Linked DNA regions of Homo sapiens: region 1 is linked to region 2. A link is an interaction called in ENCODE POLR2A ChIA-PET data of the cell type or tissue named here. Cell type or tissue: PC-9. All regions are shown on one strand. Links, peaks and the distances in the headings refer to the core of each region. The heading gives the core; the rest is flanking DNA.

Region 1 (6,132 bases), core at 761-5,760, 320 kb after region 2:
CAAAGGACTGCAGAGTAACAATGGGATGTAATTCAAGGGAACCTTATCTAATGGGGGTGGAAGTGAGGAGCTGTCAGAGATCAGTTATTTGAGGAAGCTGGGTGTAAGCTGGAACCTAAAGGTGGGAAAAAGTGTTTCCAATAGATGAAACAACCCTTCAATAAGTGATTAGATTTTTGGATTGAAATGAAATGGAATCCTGGCTTTACTCCTTATTACGCAAAAATAAATCAACAGTTTTAATGGAAACAATTTAAAGGTGAGATCTAAATCATTAATGAATTTCCATTAAAAAATCTTTGGGTATAGAGGTCTTTTAAAGTGTGATATGAACTGCAGAAATCACAGTGGAGTAGCACGATAAATGTGCCTACATAAAAATTTTAAAGTGGTAATTAAACACTATTAAAGAAGGTTGAAAGACAAGAAAGAAATGAAAGAAAGCAACCCATGAAACAAAGATTTACTCTTCCTCTTTGCATACTGAACTTAATAGGGAATAAGATCACCACAGAAAAATGTGTTCACCTTCACTAATAAATAAATAAATACAAGTTAAGTCTAGGTATTTTTCCCTATCTGATGGGCTAAGATTTTAATCTAGGATTATTTATATGTGGCACATTTAAATGTCCTTCAGAATAACATTGGTTGGATATATTATAGTAAATAACTACAGTGGAATATTGTGCAAAAATGAAAAATGTAGACATTTAAAGACAAAGGTGTCTGTTAGATATTGTCTAGTGAAAAAAGCAGGTTATAAATCTGGACTAGGGTGTTACTTATATGAAATTAGGGACACATGTCTGTGTGGCTGTATACTCATAGAATGCTGTCTAGAATGTTAACCAAAGTATGAGAGTCATTAGTTCCCTGTTGTCAAATTTTGGATGACAGAAGTTTGTCTTGTCTTGGGAGCATGAATATTTTTATAAAACAAGGTGTTTAGCTGGTTTATGAATTGATATTTAGTGTTAATCTCTTATGCTTTCAGTTTTTCAGGTAAAACTTGGTATTTTATATTATCTTTTTTTTTTTTTTTAAATTTGAGACAGTCTCGCTCTGTCACCCAGGCTAGAGTGCAGTGCAGTGGCACCATCTTGGCTCACTGCAACCTTGCCTCCTGGATTCAAGCGGTTCTCATGCCTCACCCTCCTGAGTAGCTGGGATTAGAGGCACCTGCCACCGCGCCCAGCTAATTTTTTTGTATTTTTAGTAGAGATGGGGTTTCACCATGTTGGCCAGGCTGGTTTTGAACTACTGACCTCAAGTGATCCACCCACCTCAGCATCCCAAAGTGCTGGGATTGCAGGTGTGAGCCACCGCGGCGCCTGTAATCCCAGCTACTCGGGAGGCTGAGGCAGTAGAATCGCTTGAACCTGGGCGGCAAAGGTTGCAGGGAGCCGAGATGGCGCCACTGCACTCCAGTCTGGGCGACAGAGTGAGACTGTCTCAAAATTGTAGGAAAGCATTTGATTTTCTGCTTTAAATATATTCTGATTATCTGAATCATCAGAGACATTAATTTTCTATTTGTATGAGTTCCTGACAACTTTTAACTTTCTGATAATCCTCCTTTTTATAATGTGTTGGCATTTCGATTGATAATATGATTATTTCATTGAACTATGCTGTAGTCAAAGTATTTATAAAAAAGATATTTATTTATTAGTCTTAGGAGAAGTGATATGGTTTGTTCTCATTTGAATGATTTTTCTGGAGGTACAGTAAGATATAGTAGCCTTTGACACAAAGCCTAAACAAGACCTTAATTAAAAATATTGGAAATTTCTTTTGAGTATTGATTACTTTTAAAATTGAAAATCTCCTGTTTGTATATAAAGAGCATTATAGTTACTGTAATCTGGGCTTTACAACCCAAAAAGTAATTGACCAGATTGCACATTAATATTTTTGCTGGTTATATTGGTTTTACAGATTGAAAAGTTTTTTTTTTTTTAATATCTATTGCTTTTCCCTTTTGAATAGTAAGCTGTTTCAGGAGGCCAGGGAACATGTCTCATCTGAATTAATTGGAAACATTGTGCTAAGTATTTACTGTTATCTTAACCACCTCAACCCACCTTAAGGTCTGCTCTACTATCTTCTGTCCAGAGGTTTGCTATTTAGTTAAAACTCTAGGTAGTACTTGGCATATATATACTCTTGATGTCTTAGATATGGAACTACTCTATATTTAGATACATATTTTATGAAAAGCTAATATGTAATTTATTTTATATAAAATGTTTGAAGATACACTTCTTTGTTTTATTCCTCCTCCTTTCTCAGTAAATTAAAAATATTTCAAAATAATGTTTAGAAAGCAAGTCTATTATGTAAAATGAGACACGTAATAATTATATTTTTAAGATGATTTGTGCAGTAAGATAAATGCTTTACTGAAGCTAATATGTTTAAATTGCTTTAACTAAAATTATTAATAAAATGAATTCATTTGTATAAAATACAGCCTACCCATGTAAAATATTACTCTTCATAGGTACCCCAGCAACAGCACAACTTTAATCCTTAAGTTTTAGTTGCAGTACTGTTAAAATACTAATAGCTTAATTTCCCAAGATTCAGTTATTTAAAACCAAAGTTTAGGGGGAAAAAGGCAGCAAAACTCAGTCTACTAGTTTACATACATACACACACACACACACACACTCATATATATGAGAGTAGACTGAATTTTTGCTGTTTGCAATATATATATATATGCACATGTATACACACACCTTTATTTGCTATAATTTGTACCATGTAGCTTTTATTTCCTCTGAATAAAAAGGTTGTTATCTTGTTTTATTTTAATTCAACTTCTTGCTTTTCCCTATAGAAAGTCAGGTTTTTGGAGAGCTCTAACAGTGTGCAAGTTGCTGGGCTCTTATCCTTTCTGTTTAAATAATGCAGGTACTTTGATGGAAACCTGGAGAAGCTCTTTGCTGAGTGTCATGTAATTAATCCAAGTAAAAAGTCTCGAACACGCCAGATGAATACAAGGTCATCAGCACAGGATATGCCTTGTCAGATCTGCTACTTGAACTACCCTAACTCGGTGAGTATCTGGTAGTTTAAGGCTAGTGCTGACTTTGTATTTCAGAGGGTAAATCAACTTCCATTATTTAAACAAAGGAAAATTTGTGGGTCTGGGAGTAGTAACCTCTAAGCCATAACCTATCAATGTATTCAGTGTGAGGAAAGGAAGAAAAAGAGTAAAAGCTTGGTTCCTCTTACCTCCAACCCCCATTTGTTTTTTAAAGCAGCAACAACTTGTCCAAGTTGTCATTTATAGACCTAAATCTTTCTGGAGTTTATTCTATCACCATGGGAGAATTGTGTAATAGTAGGCAGTAAGTAGAATTCTTTCTCATCCAAATTAAAATAGATTTAAACTTTAAGTGTTTTTTAAATATCCAGAAACACTCATAAAATACCGTTAATACTATTTGCTAGGGAACTCTCAGAATTCTTCAGAAGATAAGATTTTCACTTAATCAAATCCATTCAAATGGAGATTGTTAAATATGGTATGTGGGGACAGAGTTGGAGCAGAACCAGTGATATAGCAAGAGAACCAAAGAACTGATGTTAATCCCTTAAGTACAAATAACCTTCCTAAAAATTTATTGAACTGAAGCTGGACTCAGTGGCTCATGCCTATAATCCCAGCACTTGGGGAAGCCAAGGTGGGCAGATCACTTGAGGCCAGGAGTTTGAGGCCAGCCTGGCCAACATGGCGGAAACCTGTCTCAACTAAAAATACAAAAAAATTATCCTGGCATGATGGTGCATGTCTATAATCCCAGCTACTTGGGAGGCTGAGGCATGAGAATTGCTTGAGCCTGGAAGGCAGAGGTTACAGTGAGCTGACATCATGCCACTGTATTCCAGCCTGGGCGACAGAGTGAGACTCCGTCTCAAAATATAAAATAGAATTTACTGAACTGAGATGATTTACTTACTTGATTTACTTGAGTGTTTACTAAGGAAGTTTAGTCTTAAGATGTCTAAGATAACTTAATTCTATGATAATTACAACTGTCTTGTTCATATTCTCTGCTTTAATAGTTAAGCATCTCTTTCTAATAATTACTATATAACAAGTCTTTGACACTGTTATTTTAACAATTATTTGGTTGATGGGGGTCTCACTATGCTACCCAGGCTGGAGTGTTATGGCTATTCACAGGCACAGTCAGTGTACTACAGCCTTCATCAGACTCTTGGGCTCAAGTGATCCTTTTCCCTCAGCCTCCCAAGTAGCTGGAACTACAGACGTGCACCATCAAGCCTGGCTAATATTATATTTATATTGAAGGATTTTTATTGTTTATCTTAGAGTTGTATATGTGTATCTCTAATGGGGTCCATTTGTGGGGAGTTAACTTGTTCACATGTACAAGTGATGAGAAAAGTTTTAAAAGAAAATAAAGTACTCTTAGAGAAATAGAATGATCAGTGAGTTATTTAGTAGGTAAAGTGGTGAACTGAATTTTCAAATTCTCAAGTTCTGATCGTAACTCTAACGTGAAATTTTTGGCTTTAGCGGGAGGTAAGCCATTTAATGTCACTGGGTTTTTCTTTTTTCTTTCTTTCTTTTGAGACGGCCTTGCTCTGTTGTCTAGGCTGGAGTGCAGTGATGTGATCACTGCAGCCTCAAACTCCTGGGCTCAAGCGATCCTCCCACCTCAGCCTCCCAAGTAGCTGGGACCACAGGCGCATGCCACCATGTCTGGCTGATTTTTCTGTGTGTGTGTGTGTGTGTTTTGTTTGTTTTGTTTTGTTTGTTTGTTTTTTTTGTAGAGACGGGGTTTCACCTGTGTGTGTGTGTTTTGTTTGTTTGTTTGTTTTGGTTTTTTTGTAGAGACGGGGTTTCACCATGTTGCCCAGGCTGGTCTGGAACTTGTCTGAGCTCAAGCAGTCTGCCCACCTGGCCTCTGAAAGTGCTGGCATTATAGGTGTGAGCCACCACGCTCCTCCAGTTTTGGTTTCTTCTCCTTTTCTTTTCTTTTCTTTTTTTTTGGAGGGGGGGGGGTGGGACGGAGTCTTGCTCTGTCGCCCAGGCTGGAGTGCAGTGGTGCGATCTCGGCTCACTGCAAGCTCCGCCTCCCAGGTTCATGCCATTCGCCTGCCTCAGCCTCCCGAGTAGCTGGGACTACAGGCGTCTGCCATCACGCCTGGCTGATTTTTTGTGTTTTTAGTAGAGACGGGGTTTCACCATGTTAGCCAGGATGGTCTCGATCTCCTGACCTCATGATCTGCCCGCCTCAGCATGCCAAAGTGCTGGGATTACAGGCGTGAGCCACCGCGCCTGGCCTCTTTCCTTTTCTCTTTTTTTTTTGACACGAGTTTTGCTCTTGTTGCCCAGACTGGAGTGCAATGGCACAGTCTTGGCTCACTGCAGCCTGCGCCTCCTGGGTTCAAGTGATTCTCCTGCCTCAGCCTCCCGAGTAGCTGGGACTACAAGCGCCGGCCACCACACCCGGCTAATTTTTGTATTTTTAGTAGAGACGGGGTTTCACCATATTGGCCAGGCTGGTCTTGAACTCCTGACCTCAGGTGATCCACCCACCTTGGCCTCCCATAGTGCTGGGATTACAGGTGTGCACCACCGCACCCAACAGTTTCTTTTTTCTTTCTGATGAGTTGAATAAGATACTCTTTCAATTTTCTTCCAACCTGAGTATTGTATCATTTCTCTTACCTTAAATCACAATTCTAATTTGAATATTTTTTAAAAAGTACTACTGTTACAATATATTAATATTTTGACTATTTTATTGTCTTTAACAGATTCTCCTTGCCAGTTGACATTTATATAGTGCTTACAGTTAAATGTTTCTGTGAGGTAATACTAAGACCCAGGTTTTACAAGGTTTCCTTACTTCTTGGCGTTTTTCCTCCTGCCCTATCATAGACAGTTCCTTCTTAACTTAAATCTTAACTCTGATTTGAGTACTGAAGCTTGGCTGCTTCCAAATATCCACTATAACTTTCTCGCTGTTCTTAATATGGTCTAACAATCTCAACAAACTAGAATTCAAAATCATGACTTGAGATTTACAGTGTAAATTTTTGTTTTGTACTTGTAACTGATGATGGAGAAACCTATTCATTGAA
Region 2 (6,132 bases), core at 612-5,611:
GAGTTCCATGAGAGAAGTTCAGACGAGCCACATTCATTCCAGACTTAATCATCTCCTTCAACGTCTCCACTGATCGGGAAGCTGGGCCTATTAGGAAAAGTTTTAAAGCCACAAGTATTAATTATTCAAAGAAGGAAAAACATTTAAGTTTGCTTAAGTTTAAAGAATTTTTTTCCCTGAAAACTTTTCCTCTCCCAAATAGCTCAAAAGTCTTTAAAAAGTGCATGGAAGGCTACTACCGTGCCAGCTTACTTTCTTGATCTACTGGGACACTTCGACCATTTCCTTCAAGTTCTGCAGGCTCCCACTGTATCAGAAAAGCCTAGGTTAAGACTTGGCCAGCCTTCTCCACCCTCACTGAAACCCAGCCAGATGTCCAACCACAGAATCTTGGTAGCACAGAACATGTTAGAAAGATCTTTCCTAGGTCTTTAAGTTGCTCCTACAAAGACCTGCTAAGGAAAACATCTTCTAAATTTTGCCTATAGCATAAAACCTAAACCATATGGATTCTTTTTGCAACAAATTATTTTTTATTATAAACTGGTAATTTATAATTTGGGTTACAAAGTTATGTAATCCAATACATACAGTTTGGATACAATGTGGAATAATTAAATCAGGTTAGTTAACATATCCATGACTTCAAATACTTAACATTTTTGTGGTGAGAACATTTGAAATTTACTCTTAGCGATGTTTTTTTCTTTTTTCTTCCTTTTTTTTTTGAGGCAGAGTTTCGTTCTTGTTGCCAAGGCTGGAGTGCAATGGTCAGATCTCAGCTCACTGCAACCTCCGCCTCCCAGGTTCAAGCAATTCTCCTGCCTCAGCCTCCCAAGTAGCTGGGATTATAGGTACCCGCCACCACCCCCGGCTAATTTTTTTGTATTTTTAGTAGAGATGGGATTTCACCATGTTGGCCAGGCTGGTCTCGAACTCCTGACCTCAGGTGATCCACCTGCCTCAGCCTCCCGAAGTGCTGGATTACAGGCATGTGCCACTGCGCCCGGACAATTTTTTTTTCTTAAGACAGGATCTCGCTCTGTTGCCTAGACTGGAGTGCAGTGGTGTGATCATGGCTCACTGCAACTTCAATCTCCTGGACTCAAGTGATCTTTGTCTCAGCCTCCCATGTAGCCAGAACTACAGGTGCATGCCACCATGCCCAGCTAATTTTTTTTTTTTTTTTTTCACTTTTTGGAGAGACAGGGTCTAAGTTGCTCAGGCTGGTCTCAAATTTCGAGGCTCAGGCAATCCTCCCACGTTGGCCTCCCAAAGTGCTGGGAGCCACCATACCTCGCCATCTTAGCAATTTTGAAATGTCTAATACTCTCTTATTAACTGTATTTGCCATCCTATGCACATACTAATTCTTTACTGCAACTTCCTATGACCTGAGTCCTTTCATAAGAATCTGTGTAGTATCCCATGTAGCACCTAGGTTTGTTAGGACATTTAGTTACTCTTTTCAGGAGAGAAAGGTCACTGCCCATGAAGCCCTTTTTTGGGGGAAGGGGCACACCCACTCACCAATGGTACAGATGATGCCAGTGTTCCGGGCTGTGATGGGTGGTGAATCAATGTCCAGGCGGCACATGTGCTCCAGGAATGTGTCAGCCATGGCTGCGTGCAGCTGCTGGGTCTGAATGAAGGCAGTCCCGGCTTCACTATGGGGCTTCGACATGGCTGCTGAGGTCCTGGGTCGAGACAAATTGAAAGAGAGTGGTAAGACTGAGAAGTGGTTAATATACCATTTAGCACAGAAGGCTGTCTCCTGCTTACACATTAACTCAATAAGCACGCTTTGTACACAAGCCACAGGGAAGCCAGACATGATCTGGTTATGTGGGTGCTCCTCATGTTAGAAAAAGGGTTCACCAGATTGTGAACAATGGAAAGGACCTTACTGAACAAGTTAAAACCTCCCACCCACTCCACATAGTCCCAAGCACCCACAGTAAGCAGGTCTCTCTTACACTGGGCTGACTGACATCTACCTAGACAGCTTTCTCACCACCCTATCTATAAATAACATCATTTAACATGCACTGAAGGAGCTTCCAATGAAGGAAGTTGTAACCAATCTTCCAGTGATACAAACAACTGACTCCTAGCTTAGTGCCTTGATAAGCCTAGATCTCTGCATGTCAAGCTGTCACAAAGCTACAAATAGCTGCTTTGTCGTGGGGCACCCATATTGCCTCTTTACAATCCTCACCCAAACCCAAAGTCATTCCCCTGAATGCAAAAGCTTCCATCCCAGGAGTCTAAACCTAAAACCACATCTACTGTTGGCCAGAAGGATGTCAGGACACGCAAAGCAATTTGCAATTTGCAAAGCAAGGATAACATAAGGGCACTGGTATAATTCTGAAATTATCACAACTACATTAACAGGATAGTTGCAAACATAGAGAAATTAAAGTTGCTGGTCAAATCTTTTCCCCAAATGATTTTTGATACACATCCTGATTTCTTTTCTAAGCCTGACAAGTATACCACCACTCTGTAACACAGACCATCAGTTCCAGGTAATTAACTAGCCCAGGTCACAACCCTGACAATGGCCCCAACCTTTGCTTTCTTCATTAATGACTTACAACTAAACTCACTCAGCCTGTTAGTTAGCTGATTAGAGACAAAAACTCAGGAGAAGCTTCCAGGCAGTGTTTGAATAACTATCAGGTAAGGATGTGAACCAGACCAGGCAGTGTTTGAAGAACTATCAGGTAAGGATGTGAACCAGAAGCTTGCTACACGTCTCATCAGAAAGCTGTTTCCTTGAGTTCTCAGACCAAGGGCTACTCTTTCTAAAACGCTTGAGCCTAAATGCTTCGGCCAAGCAAGGCTCAGGAACAAGCTCCTCTTTAGCCCTTCCCCACCTCATCCTAAATCTCAAAGTTCCAAATCAAGGCATCTCACACATATGACCCTTACTCCTTTACCCTGTTCCATCTCTGACTTTGTGGGCTCTCTGGGTGGCTCGAGTAGAGTATACATCTAAATCCATCTCTGCCATCTCCAAAGAAGGCCCGCTGAGGTCCAAGGAGCTCTGAAGGCAGTAGTGAACAGTCTGTTGGCTATGGAAAACTGATGGCCACAAGTCCTCAACCACAGATTCTAAAACTTTTAAAATGGGGAAATAAGATACCGGCTAACGGTTCAACATGGCAAATGCACTCTTCATTTCGATGTGTATTTCCTAAGCCCCTAATATCTACTACGTACCAAAATGAAAAAATCAATCCTCCCTTCCAGGACCTATATGGTTTTGTATCTCCTAGCACCTAGTATGTGGAAGCATTCCAGTGTTTGTTAAATGACCTTTCAGTCTCTCTGAATGCCTCTTTGTCAGAATCAAAGTTATGCCTCTGCTCCCCCTTCCCTAAATCTGAGGAACTTCTGCATTACTGACAGGAAAGCCTGGGGCCCCTGGTCCCTTTCCCTACACTCATGGTTGAGGGAGGGCTCGCATACCTTCAGAGCTCCCAGCTGGGCTTAGGGAAGTCTGGCTGTTAAGGGAACATTACTGAGAGATGGCACATCAGGCCAACTGGAACACAAAGGCTTTGCTGTGGCCTCCAATGGGCCTACAATCTAGGGACTGTATTGTGAACAAAATAAGATCTGAATAAGTGGGTTGGAGTAACTAATTCCACTCTTTTTAAAAACCATCAGCTGGCTCTTCTTAGACCTGAGATATGAGGGTCTTCCTGTAAAGACCTGGCTGGGGCCACTGAATATCAGGTCATACCTTTGGTTCTCTGGGGTTGGGCTTCCGGTGACATAATGCTCCCCTTTTGGCTCAGGGTGGCTCCTTGGCCTCACTAGCAAAGACCGCTCAGAGCTGAATACGGTGTGCCCTGGAGAGCTGCACAAGGATTAAGGAAAAAGCTGAGTGTAACTAAAGCTCTTTGGGGTAATGGAAAAATTACCTTAATAACCAGGTATCCAGGTGACAGCTGCTCTAGAGATTCCACTGTTATGTCTCTTTAAACCTGTGATTTACTAACATTCCACTATTCTATACAAGAACCTGGTCCCTCCCCTTTTGGGAGCGGGGAAGGGACACCAAATTAAACATACCTAAAAGACCTGGGAGGATATATACTGAAATTTTAATAGGACGTCATTGGGGTGGTAGGATTACAGAAAAAAAAAAATCCTCTTTATTAACAAATTTACTGATATAAATATAAAAATACTTTTATAGTAAGAAATTATGTGTACCTCTTTTGGAAATATTTATATGCATCCTATAAAATTGTTGGGAGGAAGTAAATGAAATGTGAAGACACCAATTCCATTAATCAATTGCTGCTCTATGCACTTCAAGAATAATCTGCTTTTAAAAGGTGGCAGAGAAAAGACGCATGTCTCAAGTTCTGTACACTGGGTTGTGATTAAAAAAAAAAAACGATACAAGTCTTAGGCCCTACATCACAAATGTACTGCAGAACAGTTTCAACGGCTTAAGAAGGTCAACCTTAATACATTCAGAACCTCAAAGCAAAAAAAAAAAAAAAAAAGTCCACAGGATAATCCCATGCCTCAAACCTGTTAGTTACATGCCCAAATCCAGCAAACTAGTTTGTTCTCAAGCTTTACAGTAAAAGCTTTTGACAATGTTCTGGTACAGAAGGGCTGCCTCCAAGTCCACGAGATGCCATTAGCAGATAAAATTATATTGGCCTCAAACACAAACCCTATTTCAACTATCTCAAATTAAATCTGATGCCTATAAGCTCTAATTTTTTGCCAATAAGTACAAAAATGACAAATGAAAATTTCTATAGTGGATTTACGCATTAGCAGTCAAAAAAAGCTTGCTTGTCAGCAAGTTCATCCAGACTCCAGATCTCATGTGTCCTTCATGCTCTCTACCCAGCCAGAGACCTCATATCTCATGCCCAGGTCTTTCCTCAGGCTCTGACCTGAAGCCTCCCTTGCAGGGAGGGCCAGAGCTCTCCTGCCTTCTCCAAAATCCTCCACAAGCCTCTTCCCAGCACAAACTGCCCATCCCACCAACCACGTACCTAGAGTTGTATGTAAAACACTCACTGGACTCCCCTGGCTCCAGGAGAGCAGCCCAGCCTTGGTTTCTCAGGGCGGACTTCTGGGAAAGACTCCTCTCCCTCATGCCAGCTGCCTGGACAGTGCCTGCCAGGACATGTGGCCCCACCCATGCCAGTCTGACTCACTATTGCATCCTCCTCCTAGGAAGGCACAGACATGCAGAGCCAACCTCCAGCCAGCAGTGGAAGCCTGGCGTATCCACTGATAGCAGCACACACCATGCCCAGGTCCAGGAGCCTTATTCTTGAGCCCGAGCCCCTGCAGTAAGATCTTCCTCAGAGCCATGTCTCCTCTGTGAGAAAGGAGACACCATCTCTAAGAGGCCTTAGTCTGGAGTGACAGGTTGGAACAGGCACAATCACAGCTCAGCTCCAAGTGCCCTATTCTCCCTTTCCTTTCTCATCTCAGACAGCTCCTGGCTTTTTATATTAGTTTCCTTTGTGTCAGACACAATTTTTTGGCCATTCTTCAGAAACCAGGAGACAAAAATCATAAAAAATACCCAACACTCCTCCCTCCAACTTTTTTTTTTTCTTTTTTTTTTTTTTCAGACAGGGTTTCACTCTGTCACCCAGGCTGGAGTGCAGTGGTGTGATTATATTATATTATAGCTCACTGCACCCTCAAACGATCCTCCAGCCTCAGCATCCCAAGTAGCTGGGACTACAGGCACGAACCACACCCAACTCCCATGCTCCACTTCTTAGGGCCAGGACTGTTGTTGGGTTGTGCTGGGAAAGATTCACGCTTCACTCCACCAATTCTTCCACAAAGGACCAAATCATTCTGCCCTAATAAAATAGCCTGGCCCGTGAGTCTGCATCTGCCTAAGTCATTTTTCCTTTGTACCAATTATGCTCCGATACCAACCTCATCACATAGATCAACTATAAAATGATGGCACCTGATGCTCACTTTCTCCCTCCAACGTTGCCAGTAGGTACCCAAGATTGTGTTCCTTCCTGTGACGTCAGTTTGCTACCTACACCTCCAAGCCATCATGAAGGCGTTTCGATCCACAACTCTTCCGAACACCTGCATCCGTTAGAAAGTCTG

The links. Peaks named below come from ENCODE experiments on the same cell type or tissue, not always from the same donor. Only the 100,000 strongest peaks of a DNase experiment are listed, where the experiment ranks them.
Region 1: POLR2A ChIA-PET joins it to region 2 with 5 read pairs; 2 of 35 experiments call an interaction of 5 or more read pairs at or near these places.

What each region holds. Positions count from the first base shown.
Region 1 is chr15:72,541,898-72,548,029 of GRCh38, forward strand. It overlaps ARIH1 (ariadne RBR E3 ubiquitin protein ligase 1), which reads left to right. Exons shown (of 14, transcript NM_005744.5): 3 at 2,923-3,067. Among named protein-coding and RNA genes, the nearest start is that of MIR630, 42 kb to the right of the region's middle. In PC-9, for the core only: no CTCF peak of the experiment used is centred there; no DNase peak of the experiment used is centred there.
Region 2 is chr15:72,217,414-72,223,545 of GRCh38, forward strand. PKM (pyruvate kinase M1/2) reads right to left here. Exons shown (of 11, transcript NM_002654.6): 2 at 1,531-1,697; 3 at 1-87. The coding sequence starts at 1,684. Among named protein-coding and RNA genes, the nearest start is that of PKM, 11 kb to the right of the region's middle. In PC-9, for the core only: no CTCF peak of the experiment used is centred there; no DNase peak of the experiment used is centred there; H3K27ac peaks cover 2,275 bases.